Regions from separate parts of the Homo sapiens genome. Here region 2 is linked to region 1. Evidence: read pairs that join two places in POLR2A ChIA-PET (ENCODE). Cell type or tissue: GM12878. All regions are shown on one strand.

Region 1 (2,500 bases):
CGAGTTAGTGGGTGCAGCGCACCAGCATGTCACATGTATACAAATGTAATTAACCTGCACATTGTGCACATGTACCCTAAAACTTAAAGTATAATTAAAAAAAAAAGAACAGAACGTGCTGGTTTTCTCCTGATGGAGAATAAAAGTGAAAGCTTGAAACTCTGGAGACTAAGAGCAGAACCTGTCCCCTCATCATGAATATCTCAAGATCTGTGTTCCCCTAGCCTCCAAGTCCCAGGCCCATCCCCCTGTCATCTGTCAGGTTCTTAGAGGTGAGCAGTGAGAATCCACAGGGACAGGAATTACCAGTGTGCCAGGCTTGAGCTCCCCCACTGAAACCACTTATGGGACATGAAAGGCCCAACTCAGGGTGAAGGGTGACTCCCAGCGGCTGGCAGGAGAGGGAGGAAGGGGAAAGAGATGCAAGAGAACCAGATACAAAACACAAATCCCAAGGCACTACATCACCACAGGTCTTTAAAAACCTGGACATCTCTGGAAACATGACTGAAATGACATGCTGCAGACTACATGCGTCTTGGAACTGACTGTGGCTGATCCTCCATCTCATGCCTCCACAATTCAGCCTCTCTGGAAATGCTCAGGCTCCTTGTGATACATTAGTCAAAGAGATGTGAGGGTCACAAGGACACCGTCTAGAGCTGCGTGACCTGAGGTTATAGCACATGCGCACAGACTTACGCACCCACGCGCACGTGCGCACACATACACACACACACACACGCACACACAGAGCCTGGCTCCCATAGAGGCAGCACCTCAATGAAAATTGCACATTCCTAGAGTAAACCAGTGTACGCAGCAAATAGACGAGCCTGGGAGGCAGTGGAGGGGTGGACTTACCTATGAAAAGACCAAGGAGGAGCAACAACCATGGTAGAGAATGGGCCATAAAGTGCACCTGCAGAACTGCTTGTCACATGGCAGCAGATGACGGACTATGCATGCGTAAATGTCAGCCTACTACCAGTTCCTGTTTTTAGTGTCACCACTTTAATCACATGTAGTTTATGTGTCACAAGATATGAAGATGAGCGGACGCAAAAGAAAGAAGGATGAGAAGCGCCTGAACGAGCTACTTAAAAGCCAACGCCGGTGACATCACAGCCTTGCTTTAAACCCCTCGGGGGTGTACCACCCCCACAAGGCTAAAGTCCGGGGTCAAAGTCCTTGTGGACAAGGCCCTTCATGATTGGCTTGTGTCTTGCCAACCTACCTGGCCACACTCTGTCACCAAGTCTCACAGCTTGGACTCCAGTCACCACAGACTGCTTCTAAAGCAGTCCCCTTGGGATTTCTCATTTTTGTAAATGCAGCTCTACTTCCTCAGGCCATCTTACTGATTGGATTGCCCTAGTCTCTGTCATCTACCTCACCCTAACACCCTCCTATTGCCCATCTCCAGTCATCACCACCTTGGGAAAGGCCTCCCTGAAGCCCCAGGCTAGGATGGTGCTAGGACATCCATTCCCTCTTGCTGTTGGACATCAGGCCTGTGGTTATGGGTCAGGACACTTGTACTACCAGCCTCCCAGTTCTCAGGCCTTCTGACTCAGACCGGGACCTACACCACCAGCTTCCCTGGTACTCCAGCTTGCAGTCACCAGATCATGAGACTTCTCAGCCTCCATGATCATGTGAGCCAATTCCTATTAAAAGAGAAAAAAGGAAACAATATATATATTCAAGGTGTGGTTTCTCTGAAGATCCCTGGCTAATACAACTGCCTGTGGCATTTGACACTTGAAATACTCTCTCCTCCTGGACGCCAGGATACCGTTCCCCCCGGGTTCTCTTCTCTCCTTCACTCAATGCATATTCGTTGAGTTCCTGCTAGGTGCCACAAAAGCTCTGTGCTAAGGACTGGGGATACAGAGATGAAAGGAAGTGTCTGCAACCGTGTTGCTTACAGTCTAGTGGGAAAGAAAATTTATGTCAATAAAAAATAAAGTAATGCAGGTGGTTTTACTTTCTGGTTGGGTACAGTGTGTTGGGCATGAGGCTTTCTGGTTTGAATACTGCCTCTGCTGCTTGCTAGTTGTGTGACCTAGGCAAACTACCTGCCAATCAATGAGAGTTAGGAGTTCTCCTTTATAATTTATTTCCTTGAAGATGGTTTTTGCACATAAAAATTTATTCATAGGCCATATTGCTTTTAAGAACTCATATTCAATTTATTAAATAAATAAATTTAAAACCTAAGTCAGCCTTAAGTTCAGTTCAGCTTACAAATCTTACTGTTCTGCTTACAAATTAGGCAAATTTTAACTACCCTTCTTGAGGACTATTAATAAGATTTAACTCATGGCCAGGCATGGTGGCTCACACCTGGAATCCTAGCACTTTGGGAGGCCGAGGCAAGTGGATCACTTCGAGCTCAGGAGTTCGAGACCAGCCTGAGCAACATGGCGAAACCCCATCTCTACAAGAAATACAAAAATGAGCCGGGCATGGTGGCTCATGACTGTGGTCCCAGCTA
Region 2 (2,500 bases), 240 kb after region 1:
AGTCTCAACCTCCTGGTCTCAAGCAATCCTCCTGCCTCAGCCTCCTAAGTAGCTGGGACTACAGGCGTGCACCACCATACCCAGCTAATTTTTTGCAGAGATGAGGTCACACTATGTTGCCCAGGCTGGTCTTGAACTATTTGCCTCAGGCAATCCTCTTGCATCAGCCTCCCAAAGTGCTGGTATTATAGGCGTGAGTCACCACACCTGGCTAAAAACTACTTTATGGTGATAAAAGATAAAGCGGTTACCTAGAAAGGGGGTAGGGTGGGATTGACTAGAAAAGGCCACCTAGAGATATTCTGGGGATTTCCATGTTCAAGATTGTGTTTAGGATGGTGGTTACAAGTGAGTATATTCAAAATTCAGTGAATTGAATGCTTAAGAATTGTGCATTTTGGCCAGGCACGGTGGCTCACGCCTGTAATCCCAGCACTTTGGGAGGCCAAGGTGGGCGGATCACCTGAGGTCGGGAGTTCGAGACCAGCCTGACCAACATGGAGAAAACCCGTCTCTATTAAAAATACAAAATTAGCTGGGCGTGGTGACGCATGCCTATAATCCCAGCTACTCAGGAGGCTGAGGCAGGAGAATCACTTGAACCCAGGAGGCGGAGGTTGTGGTGAGCCAAGATCGCACCCTTGCACTCCAGCCTGGGCAACAAGAGTGAAACTCTGTCTCATAAATAAATAAATAAATAAATAAATAAATAAATAAATAAATAAAATAAAGACTATTCTAGTCGAGTGCGGTGGCTCACGCCTGTAATCCCAGCACTTTGAGAGGCTGAGGTGGGCGGATTACCTGAGGGTGGGAGTTTGAGACTGGGCGGATTACCTGAGGGTGGGAGTTTGAGACGAGCCTGACCAACATGGAGAAATCCCATCTCTACTAAAAATACAAAATTAGCCAGGCATGGTGGCACATGTCTGTAATCCCAGCTACTCGGGAGGCTGAGGCAGGACAATCACTTGAACCCCGGAGGCAGAGGTTGCAGTGAGCTGAGATCGCCCCATTGCACTCCAGCCTGGGCAACAAGAGCGAAACTGTGTCTCAAAAACAAAAAAGACTATTCCAACTGGCCCACTATCCTCAATGGATACCTCAATGGCGAGTTTGTGGGGGGCTGTGACATTCTTATGCATATGTACTAGAATGGGTACCTGGTGAAAGAACTGAAAAAGCTGGGGCTCTGTTCTGCCCTTTTAGATTAAAAGAAAGACCAAGACTCCAAGTGAGGGCGCCTGGGCCTCAATGAACAGAGAGGGGGCCGTTCATGTCAGAGACTCCCTGCCAGAAAAGCCTTTCCAATTTTGGTTTTCATTACTGAGACAACAACTGCTTGCACTGATCATTTCAGTTCATGAGCAGTCTAGTGATTTTAGTTTGTCTGGTGTTTGGGTTAAGAATATTTTATTGTGAACTTAATTACAACCACTGCACTGTAATAATTAATGCTATATTATGATATTGTTGCAAACAAAATTCATTCTTATATTGTCATTTATTCTTTGCCCAATTCAGGAGTTAAAGTAGGGGCTTTGAAATCATTATTATTCATGACCCCTCTTGCAGACTGTGTCAGTCTGCAAGGACAGTATCTTCCTCCAAATTTTGTGTAGCTTCTTTTGTTATGGAAAATGGACTAAAAAGAAACTGTGATAACTGGGGCGTTGTTTTTTTAAAATAAACTGCCAACCACAGGGTAAAAAAAGAAAATGGTGCATTTTTTTTTTTTTTTTTGAGACAGAGTCTCGCTCTGTCGCCCAGGCTGGAGTACAGTCTCGTGACCTCGGCTCACTGCAACCTCTGCCTCCTGGGTTCAAGCAATTCTCATGCCTATGCCTCAGCCACCAGAGTAGCTGGGACTACAAGCGAGCACCACCAGGCCTAGCTAATTTTTGTATTTTTAGTAGAGACAGGGTTTCACCATGTTGACCAGGCTGATCTTGAACTCCTGGCCTCAAGAGATCCGCCCGCCTCGGCTTCCCAAAGTGCTAGGATTACAGGCATGAACCACCATACTGGGCCAAGAATTGTGCGTTTTATTGTTAAGTAAATTATGCCAATAATAATAATAAAATGCTATAACCAAATTATAATAAAGACCTGTGGAGGGGAAAACTCGTCTCTACTAAAAACACAAAATTAGCTGGGTATGGTGGCGCATATCTGTAATCCCAGCTACTCGGGAGGCTGAGGCAGGAGAATTGCTTGAACCCGGGAGGCAGAGGCTGCGGTGAGCTGAGATCACGCCATTGCACTCCAGCCTGGGCAACAAGAGCAAAACTCCGTCTCAAAAATAAATAAATGAATGAATGAATGTAGGAGGGCTGGGTATAGTAGAGAAGGCAGAAGGGAAGAAAAGGAGGTGAGAGACAGGCAAGGAATGCAGGAAATGCCTGAAAGAAGTTCTTCAGAGGCATGAAAAATCAGAAAACTGGATTCATTTCTGACTCAATCTTCTCTTCCACAGATTAAGGAATACATTTTCCAAAAA

The links. Peaks named below come from ENCODE experiments on the same cell type or tissue, not always from the same donor. Only the 100,000 strongest peaks of a DNase experiment are listed, where the experiment ranks them.
Region 2: POLR2A ChIA-PET joins it to region 1 with 7 read pairs; 9 of 35 experiments call an interaction of 5 or more read pairs at or near these places.

The regions. Positions count from the first base shown.
Region 1 is chr1:160,788,931-160,791,430 of GRCh38, forward strand. LOC105371470 (a long non-coding RNA gene) reads right to left here and starts at 932. Exons shown (of 3, transcript NR_188636.1): 1 at 865-932. RefSeq lists a silencer at 499-691 and enhancers at 1,022-1,141, 1,192-1,261, 1,292-1,411. In GM12878, a CTCF peak has its summit at 388; DNase peaks (open chromatin) are centred at 1,001 and 1,361; H3K27ac peaks cover 2,023 bases.
Region 2 is chr1:161,033,770-161,036,269 of GRCh38, forward strand. It overlaps the pseudogene GLRX5P2. Among named protein-coding and RNA genes, the nearest start is that of TSTD1, 3.9 kb to the right of the region's middle. RefSeq lists enhancers at 1,384-1,890, 1,891-2,396. In GM12878, no CTCF peak of the experiment used is centred here; no DNase peak of the experiment used is centred here.